2 separate regions of the Homo sapiens genome follow, and region 2 is linked to region 1. The links are chromatin loops, found by intact Hi-C in ENCODE. Cell type or tissue: endothelial cell of umbilical vein. All regions are shown on one strand. Links, peaks and the distances in the headings refer to the core of each region. The heading gives the core; the rest is flanking DNA.

Region 1 (8,331 bases), core at 272-8,271:
AGCCTGGAAGGTCAGTGGTGCAGTGAGACTTGATTGTGCCTCTGCACTCCAGCCTGGGCAACAGAGTGAGATCCTGCACCCGACCAAAAAAAAAAAAGAAAGAAAGAAAGAAGAATAAAAAATGCCTAGAAGACAAATGGAGAGAGAAATACTGCTCATAATAGTAAGAGCACCTCCCTCTTCTGCATACTTCCCCTGTGCTTATGCTGTTTCAAGTGCTTTGTGTACATTATTCATTTACCCTTCCCAGAGATTCCTCATGAGGTAGGTGTGGTTATCCCCATTCTACAGATGAGAAAACTGAGGCTTCTGGAGGTTAAGTAACTCTCACCAGGGCACTCAGTGAGTGGGTGGAAGCTTCAGGAATCAGGCCCACATCAGCTCGCTGCCTGTGTTCTTAGCGCCATGCCTTATTGCCCTTTGCTTTCCTTGGCCCCACCCCAATTTTCTCTACCCAATGCCGTGAAGTAGGAAACAAAAACTACCTGGTTGTCCCTCACCACCAGTCAAACTTTTCACCTTGTCAAGTCACTTTCTCCTCCTGGGCTTCAGTTTCCTTTTGCAGTATAGGAGACAAAGGTGCTCTGGGATCCCTTCCAGCTCTTTTTCTCCCCTCTTCTCCAGCTTTGGTTACTCAGCCATCATGTACCATTTTGGCCACCAAATAACATGACACTAGGAATACTCAAAGAAGTGTAGAGCAAAGCATTCAGGCCTTGGTACAAACCTGCTAGCAGGTAAATAAATAAATAAATAAATAAATAAATCCGACCAACACTTAACAAAATTAGGGCAGAAATACTGAAATGATTTAGAGTACAGAAATGATCAGAGACTAGAGGTGAGTTAGGGACACTTCCCAGGGATTAAGAGCCAAAGAGACCTTAAATTAAAGGAAATGAGGAATGCTGCTTGCGGCTCCAGTTGGGAAGGTGGAATGAGGGGATGTGTCCTGGTGACCCTGTCCCCTGGTCCTTTCTTTGTGGCATCTGGTTGCAATGAGTCTTGTGGGTTGTGGGAGAAGAGATGGAGTGGGTAGGGAGTAGCAGGAGAGACAGTAAGTCACTTGTGTCATGTGATTTGTAACTCAGGTATACCTATTACTAAATTTCTTTTTTCCGTGAATGGGACTCAGATTATTTGGACTTGGTAGTGTTATTGGATCTTTGGAGTGTTGCTTTTCTGGTGGGAAACGTCTGTGGCCAACAGCGCCTTTGCCCAAGTTTTGCTCAGGCCTACTGGGCTTGTTCCACCCACTCGGCCTGGCAGGCCATGCTCCGCTCACATTATCGGCCTGAATCCCATGCCTTCAAGGGAGACTGCAAGTCAGACATGGAGTGGTAAGGGGTGCATGAGTGAGCATGGGGTCTAGCCACTGTGCGCAGTTGGACATGCCGGCTGCTGCCACAGGGTGGGCAGCTCCAGGTGGTAACATGGGTGCCAGCTCTCTGTGAGGCTGCTGCTGGACTGGGTGCACAAATAGCTTCCCTGGCTGGCAGTGGGGAATGCAGTGGCACCCAGAAGCTTGGAGATGCCAGGAACTGCAGGGCCCCAAAGAGGGAGTCACAGCCCTGGCTTGGGGAGCTCCCAGGTCTGAGATTCCTAAAGGGCCACAGATTTTCTCTCCTCTTTGCCCCCAATGGGGCAAGCAAGCGGCATGTTTCAGCACTGTTTGTGTTACAGCTCTTTTAGCCTTGCCATTTGGCAGGTCCTAAGTTATTGCCCTGCAACCAGGAAGAATGAGTACATAGACAAGTGGAGGGTGAGCAAGATGAAGAGGAGCTTTATGGAGCAACAGAACAGCTCAGAGGAGACCTGTAGTGAGCGGCTCCTCTCCATAGCCAGGGTGTCCCAATAAGTGTTCAGCTCTCAGCAGAGAGGGTAGCTCCTCTCTGCAGCTGGTCATCTCCTCAGCTCTCAGCAGACAGGAGACCCTGGGGTGGGCAGCTCCTCTGGGGAGGGCAGCTCCTCTCTGCAGCTGGTCATCACCTCCCTGGCTGTCATGCTTTCCCTCCTCTGCTCAGTCTGGCTGAGTCCAGGGTTTTTATGGGCTTCATAAGGGAGGAAGTGCATGCTGATTTGTCCATAGGTGGCTATGGGCAGGGTTCAGAGAAAAGCACTTCAGGTTCCCTCTCTGGTCTTGGACTGGCAGCTGCCCCCCACCCTGCCACTCCCTTGAAAGTGGAGCTTCACTGGGGACCCTCCCTCTTCCACCCAGGAGCCTGTCTGCCTCCTGTCCACTTCATGGTGCCCAGGCTGTTCAGTCAGCAGGCCAGCTCCGGGCTGTCCTCAGCACTCCCCTCAGCCTCCTTCCTGTGCTTGTTGGCACCCACAGTCCAGAGGGGACCAAGGCAGCAGGGGCCTGGTGTGTCAGCACTGCCTCAAGTGTGTGCATCCCAGGCAGGGCTGTGACAGTGCCCAGGCTAGGCCCTGGCCTTGCTCTGAGATCAGAGTGGGTGCCAACAGTGGGGAGAAGCCAGGCAGCGGGAGTAGGCACCCCCGAGCTTGCAGGGGGTAGAGGGACCTTCCTGGGCTCCCAAGAGTGCAGAAATGCCTGATTCCACAGGGCAGGGTGGCTGCAGCAGCACCTGGGGAGTTCCCACCCACCAACTTGGAAGGGGTGGGGCTTCTGCTAGTCCCTGGCTCCTGCTGGCTCTGTGGAGCGAGCGGCCCTGGCGGTGCCTCCTCACAGTCTGGAGTGAGGTCTTCAAGTTTTCACTGGGCCTGGGCCTGGGCCAGGCATCTGGTGTAAGGGTGTCATTGTCATGAGTTACCATGGCCCCAATGCTCAGGGATGGCCCAGGGCTCTCCCCCGCCCTGTCAGACCCTGCCCAGGGGTGCCTCCAGGAGTGACTTCGAGAGTGGATTGTAGGTCCTGAGCCCGGCCATCAGGAGTGTCAGGCTCGGTGGTCACCCTGATGTAGGGCAGATCCTGGGGATGCAGCCCCGGCAACCCTGCGCAGAGCCTCCTCTTGAGGCACAGGAACCCCTGCTCTCAGTGGGTTGGGCACGTGGCCGTACTGCTGGCTGGGTCTCTAAGCAGGGGCCGCTCCCGCTTTCCACCCCCGGTCCCCTAAGCACGGCCCCAGCTCTGCGCCCCAGGCCCCTCTCTGCACACCTCTCTGTGCCCAACTGCATTGTTCCCCTGCAGGCTGGTGACTGGGCCTGGCCCCATTGCGGTGGCCCCCAGGGCGGCGGGCTCTGGGGCAGCTCCCTGGGCTGGGCTCTGGGGACTGTCATCCTCCTCCCCACACCCTCCCCGCAGCCGCGGTGGGCAAGAGTGGCGACATGGGGGCAGGGTCAAAAGTGATGGAGGCTCCAGGCCTGGGGGTGGGTCCCACCCACGCCGTGTGATGGTGAGGGCGGTGCAGTCGGCTGCCTCGGGATGCAGGGCACATGGGACGTGGGGCGCAGGGGTCCCACCGCCGCCACTGCCACTCCCACAGCTGCTCCTGTCGCCACTGCTGGCTCCTCCCTGCTGCAGCTGGTGTGATGGTAAGCCCCTGCTTCGGATGGCCCGCTGCTGCCATCAGTAAGGATAGTCTTGCTACAAAATCACTCATATTTTTATGGTTTTTTTTTTAATTTTTAATTTTAGAGGCGAGGATTCGAACCTCTGAGTTCATGCCATCCTCCCATCTTAGCCTCCTGAGTAGCACATGCCACTGTGCCTGGCTAGCTCATATTTTTAAGGTACTTTTTTCCCCGTCTGTCTTGATGAAAAAATACAACTTAAAAAGTTGGCACAGATAAACAGAGCTGGGGCTTATATCTTATAACCTATGTAATTAATATCATAGCCAAACCTTCACATGCTTCCTTCCCATCCTCTGCCATATTACAATTAGATTTTGAGGGACTTTGGGAGTTCTATCCCCCTACCTTGAAGGGTATCCATGGTCACCTGCCACAGTGCCCCAAATATCCATTATTAATTACTTTTTGGGGGTGTAGGCATTGAAGGCTTCTGGGTATGGCTTGACTATTGAGTGTTTGGCCTCTGAAGCCAGAATGCCAGAGTTTAGAACTGGAGACTCCTCTTCCTTTCTGCACCTTGGCATCCTTCTCTCTAAAATGGGGATGAAAACAACACCCACCTCATTAAGGGATGTTGTGAGGATGTTACAAGGTAATATGTATGAGGCATTTATTAGAATAACACCTGGCCCAAAATGAGCCCTCAATAAATGTCAGATGTAAAGTTATCAACATTCTTGTCCTCTTAGCTTAAATCTTATTCAGTGCATTGCCTAGTAGAATTCTGAGGCACAACGAGTCCATTTTATGACCTGAGCAAAGGAAAGCGTTAGGAAACAGGGCATTCATTAACTAGAATGGTCTTAGGCTGAAAGTTTTACCATGTACAGAATCCTCTGAGCATTTAAGGGATCGGTGTGCAGGCAAAGAGTTCCTAGGGAAGGACCAAAGAATCAGGGTGAGGCAGACAGAGGATGGCGGTTGAGAGTAACTGCCCAGGGACGGGGAACACAGCCCTTGGGGTAGGCACAGGTATCTGAGTCCCTGAAGCGAGGAGAATGGAGCCAGAGGGGTGGAGAGGAGAGGGAGGAGGCAGGACCAGAGAGGCAGAGGAGCGCTCCTGCCAGGGGTCCTGTGCAGTGAAGGAGGTGAGGCCTCACGGCTGCTTCCTCAGGCCTCATGGCTTCCAGGCAGGTCTTACTGGGTTGGAAACACATAGGGCCATGGGGGAAGTGAGACATGCTTGCTAATCATACTTCCAGCTCACAGTCATCTCTCTGTTTGTCATCCTTTCAAGGAAAAGCTGTATCCCAAGGGCCCTCTGTTTAGCTCAGACCTTGGCCCAATGCCCAGGTTTTTCTGGTGCCACTATCATATCTCAGGATTCAGCCAGACATGGTTGGTAACTTCTTGTAATAGTCAAGACAGGAAGTGGTCAGGACCTGGAAATAGAGCAGCCCTTGGGGGTGGGTAGGACTGACCCAGCTCTGGGTGCCTCCTCAGGCTAGTGGCACAGAATTCCTGGACTTGGCCTGGGCTGCAGCGACGCTAGAGATAATGTCTTTATGGATTTCCCAATTTTATCTCAGACAATGGGAAATCTAGTAGTGTTTTATGACAAACAGGAATTTCTCCCATTATCATAGCAATGCTGACTTGAAACATTTGGGAGTGCCTGACATTCTATACCCACACTTACAGTAAGGGAGACAGTAGGTTGTAGGGTAAGCACTGAAGTCAGGCTGAACTTTTCTGAACCCCATCTTTGCCACTAACTCCCTGGTGCTCTTGAGCTAATTACCTCATCTCTCTGTGCCTCCATTTTTTCACTTGTAAAATCAGGATTTCCCCACGTATCTTACCGCAGACTAAAAAAAAGAAAAGTATGAAAGAATGCTTAGCATAGTATCTTGAACACACTAACCTCAAAATAAATGGCATCTAGTAAAATCATCATCATCATCATCATCACTGTCTCTTCGCCCACCAAGCTTCAGTTTGCACCTCTATAAAATGAGGATTGAGGGAAATAATCAATATTTGCAATATTTGTATAGAAGGTGGTATATGGTAGGTGTTCTCAAATTCTAGTTCCTTCCCATGGAGGAAAGCCAGACGCTGGGGAAGAGGACCTGGGTCAGCAGCTCATGTGCTGAGGGGAAGTGGGGTTGGGGGAAGGGAGGTCAGTCCCTGGCTGGAGTAGACCTGTGGAGTTAACCCCCTCTGCTGAGTAGAAATGTCGGGGACTGGACAATGGACTGGCACTGAATTCAGGCAGATTTGGGAGAACTGACTAGGTCCTGCTACTCCAGAGAAGCTGGTGAGTGGCAGGCTGGAGTAGTGAAAGCAGATAGCTGACAGTGTGGGTATTGGCTATAGCAAGGGCCTTCCTGAGTCCTCAGTGGCCCAAACTAGCCTCATGGTGTTCTAGATCCTAGGATTCCTCTGGAGCAATTGTTCTTTTTTTTTCTTATTATAGATATGTTTTTAAAAATTTCAATAGCTTTTGGAGTACAAGTGGTTTTTGATTATATGGATGAATTGTATAATGGTGAAGTCTGATATTTTACTGCACCCATCACCTGGGTAGTATATATTGTACCCAATATGTGTTTTTTTTATCCCTCAACCCCCTCAACCTTCCCCCTTCTGAGTCTCCAAAGTCCATTATACCACTCTGTTTGCCTTTGCATACCCATAGCTTAGCTCCCACTTATAAGTGAGAACATACAGTATTTGGTTTTCCACTCCTGAATTACTTCACTTAGAATGATGGCCTCCAGCTCCATCCAAGTTACTGCAAAATACATTATGTCCTTCCTTTTTATGGCTGAGTAGTATTCCATGATGTCTATATACCACATTTTCTTTTTTATTTTTGAGACCGACACTCGCTCTGTCGTCCAGGCTGGAGTGCAATGGTGCAATCTTGGCTCACTGCAACCTCTGCCTCCCAGGTTCAAGTGGTTCTCCTCCCTCAGCCTCCCGAGTAGTTGTGGTTACAGGTGTGCACCTCCATCCCCAGCTAACTTTTGTATTTTTAGTAGACACGGGGTTTCACCATGTTGGCCGGGCTGGTCTCGAACCCCTGATCTCAGGTGATCCACCCGCCTCGGCCTCCCAAAGTGCTGGGATTACAGGCATGAGCCACCATGCCCAACTACTACATTTTCTTTATCCACTCATCAGTTGATAGGTACTTAGGTTGATTCCGTATCTTTGCAGTTGTGAATTGTGCTGTGATAAACCTACGCATGCAGGTGTCTTTTTGATGCAATGACTTCTTTTCCTTTGGGTAGATACCCAGTAGTGAGATTGCTGGATGGAGTGGTAGATCTACTTTTAGTTCTTTAAGAAGGTGGAACAATTGTTGTTAACCCTAGAGGTCACAGACCCGTTTGAGAAGCTAGTGAAAACTAAGGAGCATTTCTATAGAAAAATGCATATCACACAAATGTTTGCATATTAGAGGGGCCTCACAGATCCCCAGGAACTCATCAAGGGACTTCAGGTGAAGAAACCTGGTGGACTTGTCCCAGCAGCACTAATTAAGCCCAAGGACTAGACACTAGATCCACCCGTGGGTTGGCACAGGGCACAGGACCTGATCCAGGAGCTGTCAGAGGATGCTCAGTTTGACTGGTAAAGACAGTACCCAGACAGTATGCAACCTCCTCCTGCCTCCATTCAGCCAACATTGTCCAGGGAGCTAGAGATGGGCAGCAACAATGAAAATCAGTAGGTATCCTGACTCGTAGGCAGAATGTGGGGGTAGATTAAACCAGCATAGATGAGTTGATCCTAAGAGGAAAAAATAGCTCTTATTTATTTGTTTATTTATTTACTTACTTACTTACTTTTAGAGATGGGGTTTCACCATGTTGTCCAGGCTGGTTTTAAACTCTTGGGCTCAAGGGATCCTCTCCTTGGCCTCCCACAATGCTCACACCTAAAATCTCCCACACAGGGATTATAGGTGTGAGTCACCATGCCCACCATTTATTGAATACTTATTACATGCTAATTACTGTGCTAAGTGGCTGAAGCAGTCCTCCCACCTCAGCCTCCCAAGTAGCTAGGACTACAGGTGTGTGCCAGTGCACCCAGCTAATTTTTAAACATTTCCGTAGAGATGAAGTCTTGCTTCGATTCTCAGGCTGGTCTTGAACTCCTGGGCTCAAGTGATCCTCCTGCCTCAGCCTCCCCAAGCACTGGGATTACAGGTATGAGCCATCATGTCCCTTCTAACTCTATTTCATAGATGAGGAAATGGAGGCTTAGGGCAGTCTAGTAACTTGCCAGGGTCCCTCAGCTAGGAAATGGAGGCTCTAGGATTCAAACCTGTCTTTTAAGAATACAAATAAGAAGGCTGGGCTCACAACTGTAATCCCAGCACTTTGGGAGGCAAAGGCGGGTGGATCACTTGAGGTCAGGAGTTCGAGACCAGCCTGGCCAACATGGTGAAACCCTGTCTCTACTAAAAATACAAACAAATTAGCCGGGTGTGGTGGTGGGTGCCTGTAATCCCAGCTACTCAGGAGGCTGAGGCAGGAGAATCGCTTGAACCCAGGAGGCAGAGGTTGCAGTGAGCCAAGATCGCACCATTGCACTCCAGCCTGGGTGACAAGAGCAAAACTCCAACTCAAAAAAAAAAAAAAAACCAAATAGGGAATGTCAGAGAGGGCTGAGAGAAATGTCTGGAGCCAGCTGCAAGTTTGAATTCACTGGAGCAGGGTCCCAAGGAGGGCGACGGGGGATTTAGAGGGATACTAGAACAGGAGCTTGGGGCCAGAAGCCAAGCAGTAGCTCCATTATTCCGGGGTTGGATGGGGAAGAGGCATGGATTGGTCTGAG
Region 2 (8,331 bases), core at 225-8,224, 54 kb after region 1:
AACTCCTGGGCTGAAGTGATCCTGCCTCAGCCTCCCCAGTAGCTAGGACTATAGGCACTTACCACCACATCTGGCAAATAAAAAAAATTTTTTTGTAGAGATGGGGTCTTGCTATGTTGCCCAGGCTCTTGTCTCACTTTCAGCATGAAGTGAAATGGTTTAAGCACCACCACACTCTGAGCCACAGCCCAAGCAAGATAAGTTCTAAGCTTTAGACCCTAGAGATGTACATGAGACGTCATTAACCTCTACATCCTTCATTTTCCTAGGATTATCCCTCTTTGGGGCTGATGACTGAGAAGCTATCCCAGAAAAACATCAATTTGATCTTTGCAGTGACTGAAAATGTAGTCAATCTCTATCAGGTGACTGTGCCTTCGGGCTTCCTGGAGTGGGCCCTGTGATGGTGGGTGCCCCAGGTAGCCAGCCTGTGCTAGCATTGGATACAGTCCCCAATCAGGAAAGAGTCTCCCCTAATCCACTCCCCAGGAGCTAAAGATTGCACTCTGGGCCTTTTTCCTGCAATCTTGAACTTACTAGGTATGTGTTGGTGTTTGTGGTGGTGGAGGGGAGGTGGTGAGGGGTGTGAGAGGTTTCCTCTACTTTTGCTCAGGGCTGAAAAACTGCTAGATATATTCCTGGCAGTGACAATTGAAATATCCCGTACCTTCCTCCAATCTTCATCTCAGGACTCTCAGTGGGATTTGGGGAGGGCTTTTGGAGACCACCAGCTTCCTTTGGTAAGCTCTGGACATCTTTGTTTTCCTTTCTAGAACTATAGTGAGCTCATCCCAGGGACCACAGTTGGGGTTCTGTCCATGGATTCCAGCAATGTCCTCCAGCTCATTGTTGATGCTTATGGGGTAAGTGTCTTGTGCTGGGAATAGTCCCGCGGAGAGTCCACCTCATTTGGCTTACACAGCAGGGCTCAGATTTGTGAGTCCCAGTTGCCAGTCTACCACACGGTCTTACTGCCTTCTCCGTGTGCTCCCAGAGCCCAGGCAATGGCCCGCTCTAGAAGGGATGCAGCCTTCTGAGAAGGAAGGAAGGAAGGAAGGAAGAGAGAAAGAAGGAAAGAAGATGGGGATGGGGATGGTGATTAGATGGAGAAGGAGCAGAGCCCTGGAATTGTGGGGGCAGAGTGAGGGAAAACTGGGCTCCAATAACAGGGAAAAGAGAGAGCTGAGACATGGGGAAGGTGAGGTTGATGAAACATTAGGTAGAAAATGCCACTTTCCAAGGTGACCAGTATTGGCACTCCCCTTTTGCAACATCTGTGAGGCCTGCAGGAGGGTGTAGCTGGTACATTTTACCCAGACTCACCTAGACGCAAGTGGAGATGGAAAGAGGGAGCAGGTTCCTGCGCAGGAAACAGAGTCCTAGGGGTGCTCCGGCAGCTTCCAGGTCAAACCTTGGCCTCTGGCACTGCTGGGGTGAGTCCAGAGCTACTTGCCAGATTTGGCTTGGGATGGAACTGGCTCTTGCCATTTCCCGTTTCCTTTCAGTTCAATTTCTTGTCTTCTTGTGCCCCTTTCTGCTCAGAAAATCCGTTCTAAAGTAGAGCTGGAAGTGCGTGACCTCCCTGAAGAGTTGTCTCTATCCTTCAATGCCACCTGCCTCAACAATGAGGTCATCCCTGGCCTCAAGTCTTGTATGGGACTCAAGATTGGAGACACGGTGAGGTGGGCTGGGCAGGGCCTTTGTCCTGGAGCATCTGTGGGCACCCAACCCCCTTTCTTCCTTTTGTAGTGACTAAAAATGGCCCCCTTCCACCAGAAAAAAAATATGGGCAAGAAAAATACGTTTCCTGAAAGTCATTCTAAGTTAGATGTAATGGATCCACCAATCTTTTCCTCTGAGGCTTCTGTTGCGTAAGCCATTTCTGTTACGTGAACTTCACTCTCAGGAATTTGAAAAACTTACAATTTGGTTACCTTTGTTTGTGTATGCACAGTTGATTGCAAAGGAAAATATTTCTTTACCTTCAGTCCCTCACCAGTCGCCAGCCTTTCCAAGGTAATTAATACCTTTCTTTTGTAAAACGACACAAGAAAGTAAAATCTAAAATGTAAAACACTCCAGTCTCTCCACGACTTTCCTTATTGGTCGTTTCTCCTCCGCTTCTGCCTAAGGGGAGAGGGGTTGGTGGGAGGGGAGGAAGGAGGGGAAGAAAATAGATCTTTGGATACGCTGATCCTTTCTATTGACCTATCTGTCTCTCAGGCACTTGTGCAAACATCCCATGTTAGAAATATTGTCCTGAAACATGCTTTATTGCATAAGCTATGAAATGTGTGGGAACTGAAGTAGATCCTGAGCTTATGATTGACCACCATGTGGGATTGTGTGGTGCAAAATAGTGCTTTGTGCATCTTGCTGATAATTATAATCAGGCCAAAGCAGGGTGTTTATATGATCACAGGTTCTGTTCAGTTTGAGCTGGTCTATTTCATATGTGGAGTGAAAAAACAGCCTTTTATTATTTATTGACTGTAAACCATGTCTCTGCATCCAGCTAGATATGTCACAACGATACTATTCCCGTGCTTGTGTTTTTGCTTTGCAGACCTTCATATAGGGAAGGCTGAGGAACTCCAGATTGCAAAAGCATAAGACACCCAATTTGGGTATTCCTTGGCAGGGCAGGGAACAACTTTTTTTTTCCTCCAGAGCTGGAGTGTTAACTGGGCCCAACTGTGTCTAAATACAATCTTTCTTTCCATCCAGGTGAGCTTCAGCATTGAGGCCAAGGTGCGAGGCTGTCCCCAGGAGAAGGAGAAGTCCTTTACCATAAAGCCCGTGGGCTTCAAGGACAGCCTGATCGTCCAGGTCACCTTTGATTGTGACTGTGCCTGCCAGGCCCAAGCTGAACCTAATAGCCATCGCTGCAACAATGGCAATGGGACCTTTGAGTGTGGGGTATGCCGTTGTGGGCCTGGCTGGCTGGGATCCCAGTGTGAGTGCTCAGAGGAGGACTATCGCCCTTCCCAGCAGGACGAATGCAGCCCCCGGGAGGGTCAGCCCGTCTGCAGCCAGCGGGGCGAGTGCCTCTGTGGTCAATGTGTCTGCCACAGCAGTGACTTTGGCAAGATCACGGGCAAGTACTGCGAGTGTGACGACTTCTCCTGTGTCCGCTACAAGGGGGAGATGTGCTCAGGTGAGGAGAACTGCAGGGCCCCCTGTCCTGGAACCCACACCCCCTCATATACCTGCAACCACTGGAAACATAGGTGAAGGCCTGAGATGGGTCTTTGCAGGCAGAGGTGTAAGTCAGTGGTTCCTAATCTTTTTGAGTATAAGGACCAATCCCCTTTTCACGTTAAAAAAAAAAGTTACTGATAGATGGCAATTAAATTTTTAGCATTTATAGACTTAGAAAACACATGTCAGAATATGTAGTAAGGTTAGTAATAATTTTACATGAGTTTATCTTTGTATCACAAGAGACCGGGAAAAGAGTAGTATATATGCAAGACATTGGAGTGTGCTTGAACAATGTCTGGAAAATGGTGTAATGCTCTTGTTAATGTTAGCACTATTTTGTTAATCACTGTTACTACTATTGGTGCTACTGTTATTTTTTGGATTCTAGATCTTTGCTATCCAATATGGTAGGCTTTAGCCACATGTGGCTATTTAAATTAACCAAAATTGAAAAATTAAAAATTCAGTTCTTCAGCTCATCAGTGGCCACATGTAGCTAGTGGCTGCTATATTGGACAGATCTAGAACATTTCAACGTGATAGAAAGTTCTCTTGGATAGCACTGCCACAGAGAGTCCCTGCTGACAGATTGGGGATTATAATTTTAAGTCCTTCTACTCAGCAGGGTACTGAGTTGTCCTTCTCATTGCAAAATTCAGTAAAATCTTGAGGCCCACTGATAATCTCAAACTAGTTTCTCCTTGCCCCAAGAACCACTCCTGGGGTACTTTCCCAGCTAGAAGTTGAACTAATGTTAATGTAGTCTTTATCCGCAGACATGTTGGCAACACTCTCAGAGGGCAAATAGTCTTGAGTTGTTCCTGGGGCACTGAGGATGGGTTTTTACTGGGCCATAATCACTGTGGCTTAATCCCTCTTGCGACAGACACAAGTTGGTTGGGACTGGGTTACGGGTGTATTGTGTGGCCAAACAGAGAGATTATAATTGTTTTCTGGGGATGACCCTTGACTCAGATTGGCTTCATTGGCATTGGGGTTCTTTTTTTTTTTTGAGACGGAGTCTTGCTCTATCGCCAGGCTGGAGTGCAGTGGTGCGATATTGGCTCACTGCAACCTCTGCCTCCCAGTTCAAGCAATTCTCCTGCCTCAGCCTCCCGAGTAGTTGGGACTATAGGCATGCGCCACGATGCCCAGCTAATTTTGGTATTTTTAGTAGAGATGGAGTTTCACCACATTGGCCAGGATGGTCTCGATCTCTTGACCTCGTGATCCTCCCACCTCGGCCTCCCAAAGTGCTGGGATTACAGGCATGAGCCACTGCGCCCAGCCAGCATTGGGGCTCTAATCAGTTGAGCTAATCCATGCAGATACTCACTTCGATACTGATATTAACCTTTAAAAAAGCTCACTTAGAAAGGTCGATCTGTGTCTTTCTAAAGCATGTCAGTAACATAAAAATGACTGCTTTTTTTATTATCTACGACATTGTTTCCTTTACTCATGCTGTCAAAATTTTAGAGAGAGTTTGGAAGGAAGTGTTATCAGAATGATTAGGGGAGAGCAAGAGATCAGATACACACAGATGAAAGCACAAACAGCAACCATTTGAATTAGGGGGTGAGGCAGGAGTTTCACTTCATTTTACTATTTAAAGTATTTATATCTAATTCAAAGTACCAAAGGAAATGGGTAAATTTGAAGTGGGAGACCCCTGGGAAGAAGGTTGGGGACTGAGGGAGAGAGGGTGGTCCCAGGAGAGGAGTACGGCTGGACCACGGGGGCACCCCCAGTCCTCCTCCATGGCCTGATGGTTCCTGGTCTGGTGTGAGGCACTGCGGCAGGATCCCAGCCAGAGCATGTTTCTTTTGGCTGCTGCCCCACTAAAGCCACAAAACAAAGCTGACTGGGTCAGAAGCCCCAGTTCCTGCCTCTCACCAGTGCAAGAACAGCTCCTCCTCAGTGCATTCCAGTCTAATCCATGAGGGAACCAGGGCAGCCATTGCCGCCTCCCTCTACCATGTCTTGCTAGGGTGTCAGGTGCCCACCCAGCCTCAGGTCTAGACCCTGTGGTGCCATCATCACATCCTCCAGTGACAGATACTCAGGGGCGCACATCATTGAGCACTTGCTCTGTGCCATCATTTGGTCCATATGAGTGAACAAGGGGTCATGCATGATCCCTGACCTCTCCAAGCTTAAAGCCCCACTCACCATTGCCCCTTGCCAGAGCTGCTGGCTCTATGCTTCATTCTTTGCTATAAGCAGGGGCTCAGGAGGCAGGTGTTCTGTGACTCGGCCATTTCCCTAGCCCATGGCCTGTAAGCATGGCGGCTGGTTCCCTGGCCATCCCCGTTGTCCCCTCCCTACTTTGGGCCTGGTCTTCATGGTTGCTCATGATCAACATTCCTGCCTCAAACATCAAGAAGTGCATCATCCTCAAGGGAGTTTTCCACTTGCCACAGCCACAGATCAGTCAGGCAGCTTCTGTGAGCCAGATTCTGTGCTGTTGTGGAGTAGGATAGAGAGGCGTGAATAAGACAGTTAACCAAGGATAATTCCCAACATGAGGTTGAATCTGACAGATCCAGGAAGTGTGGAGTGCTCAGGGAATGTTATAGGAGTCCACTGGAGCGAGACTTGACTGGGGACAGGGTAGGCCTGGGTGGCTTCATGGAGGAGGTGGGATGTCTGACAGATCTCAGAGGAGGGGCAGGCTCAGGACAGACAGGAGTGGAGCGAGCATCAGCCCAGAAGGTCTAGCTGTGGGGCTCGTGTTCCCAATGACCTTAAGCACCCGTTCCTCCCTCCCTTTTCTGGCTCCCCTCCCTTTCTCCTCTTCCACTCTTCATTTCTTACTTTACTCCTCTGACTTTCCGATGAACCCGGACTCAGCCTCCCTTTTGCTGGAAGGGTGCCAGTCCTGTGACATTACCACACTGTGGCTACCTTTTAAGGGCTAACCCTACCAAGGCTTGGGGTCAGCCTGCTGGCTCTGACCTGTCACTTCCACTCCCAACCTCACTCCCTGGCTGGCCCATCTTGTCAAAGATCACTTTGTTTAGCCTCACAAAGGAAACACTATGGGACAAGAGTTTCTGAGGAGGCGGAGGCCTCTGAGTGCTGCCAGGCCCCTGTGGTGTCGGTCTTTCCCATCCAGGAGCCGTGGCCAAATGCAGGGTGTAGTGAAAGGCCGGGGGGCGGGTGGGGGGGCAGCTCTGCTGGCTGGCGCACTCCTCCCCCAGCTGCTGTGAGGTTGGCCGATAGCAGCTCACAGCTGCCCCTTCTGTGAAGAACTGCCCTCGGCTGACAGGAGCTGTCTTGCCCCTAGATGTTGGCCAATGACTGATGGAGAAGGGGTTACTCAAGGCTAGACTCTTCGCCTCAGGGTGGGCCTGGCTTTGTGGTGCCATTCACGTAGGATCAGGCTGGAGGGCATCTGGCTGAGACCACATTCCTGCCAGCTCTGCCTCTTGCCATGTCCTGTTTCCCTCCCTCCTCTCTACATCCTCAGCGAGTCCCTTAAATAAGATCCTCATCCAAGCTGTACTTCTAGGGAACCTAGCCTCGGGACACAGCCTTTCTGCTTTCCCCACCCTTCTGGCAGCCCAACATCTCTACTTTCCAGATATACTTGGCAGCTGGGGCAGCTTGGGTTATGTCCGCCATCCTTCCTGGGAAGCAGACATTTCTTTCCATGCCCAGCCCATAGTGCAGTGGCATGATCATGGCTCACTGCAGCCTTGAACTCCTGGGCTCAAGTGATCCTTCTGCCTTAGTCTCCGAAGTAGCTAGGACTACAGGCTCTTGCCATCATGCCCGGATAATTTTTTAAAAATTTGTAGAGACGGGATCTCGCTATGTTGCCCAGGCTAGTCTTGAACTCCTGGGCTCAAGTGATCAATCTGCCTCGGCCTCCCAGAGTGTTGAGGTTACAGGCATGAGCCACCATGCTTGGCCTTTGAAGGTTTTTAAGCAGGTGAGTTACATGATCAAGTTGACTCATACTTTAAAACGGTGGTTCTCAACTGGGAGGAAGGAGCTATTTTGTCTCCCAGGGCACATTTGGCAATGTCTGGTGATATTTTTGATTGTTATAACTGGAAAGGTGCTACTGATGTCTAGAGGGTGGAGCTCAAGGATGCTGCTAAACATCCTAATGTACAGGACAGTCCTCCCCAACAAAAAATTATCTGGCCCCAAATATTGAAAAGTACCAAGGTTGAGAAATCACATTTTACAAAGAGAATCCTGGCCACAGAGGAATTGACAATCACCTGGAGAAGGGGAGATGACTTACTTATCTAGAGACAGGACCAGGCTGAGGACAGGGCATGGAAATATCTACAGTGAGGCCCATCCACCCTTCGCTTAAATAGTTCAGAACATTTGACTCCTAAAATGTTCCTTCCTTGAAATTTCTCATTGAGATCAAGCCTAGTTACTGGACTTTCCATAACTTCTTTCTTACTACTTTGGTCTCTTTTCTTCCTCCACTGGTCAATTTGAAGAATATTCCATTAAAACTGGCTCCATCTTCTGTTGGTTAAGGCCATTTTCTCTGTAAGTTAGAGACATCTTCTGGAAAGACCATATTAGTATAAATAGGGAAAAGCATTGCTTATGACACTGCATAGAGGCTAAGCACTTGGGATCTGAAGTCACAGTGACTTCAGTTTGAGTCCTGACCCTGCCATTTACAAGGCATATGGCCTTGGGAAAGTTACTTAACCTCTCTGACCTCAAAGGGTTGTTATAACAAATGAAAAGGATAACATACTAAAGAACTTGCGGCTGGGCATGGTGGACCAGCTGGCCGGGCCTGTAGTCACAGCTCTTTCGGAGGGCAAGGCACATGGATCACCTGAGGTCAGGAGTTCAAGGTCAGGCTGGCCAACATGGTGAGACCCCATCTCTACTAAAAATACAAACATTAGCCGGGCATGGTGGTGCATGCCTGTAGTCCTGGCTACTTGGGAGGCTGAGGCAGGAGAATCGCTTGAACACGGGAGGTGGGGGTTTACAGTGAGTCAAGATGGCACCACTGCACTCCAGCCTGGGTGACAGTGAGACTCTCAAAAAAAAAAGAAAGAACTTGGCACAAGCCCACAAGCCTAGGCAATATAACAAGACTCCCATCTGTACAAAAACAAAAATAATTAGCCAGCT

What was found. Hi-C counts contacts between places; a loop is a spot of excess contacts. Peaks named below come from ENCODE experiments on the same cell type or tissue, not always from the same donor. Only the 100,000 strongest peaks of a DNase experiment are listed, where the experiment ranks them.
Region 2: a loop joins it to region 1, with 4 times the contacts of the local background. A loop is called at or near these places in 26 of 110 quality-filtered maps.

What each region holds. Positions count from the first base shown.
Region 1 is chr17:47,235,369-47,243,699 of GRCh38, forward strand. No RefSeq gene overlaps it. Among named protein-coding and RNA genes, the nearest start is that of ITGB3, 14 kb to the right of the region's middle. RefSeq lists enhancers at 1,932-2,868, 2,869-3,805. In endothelial cell of umbilical vein, for the core only: no CTCF peak of the experiment used is centred there; a DNase peak (open chromatin) is centred at 4,823; H3K27ac peaks cover 2,449 bases.
Region 2 is chr17:47,289,412-47,297,742 of GRCh38, forward strand. It overlaps ITGB3 (integrin subunit beta 3), which reads left to right. Exons shown (of 15, transcript NM_000212.3): 7 at 270-365; 8 at 774-863; 9 at 1,543-1,677; 10 at 2,728-3,157. Among named protein-coding and RNA genes, the nearest start is that of EFCAB13-DT, 30 kb to the right of the region's middle. RefSeq lists enhancers at 1,751-2,737, 2,976-3,476. In endothelial cell of umbilical vein, for the core only: no CTCF peak of the experiment used is centred there; a DNase peak (open chromatin) is centred at 5,040; H3K27ac peaks cover 1,451 bases.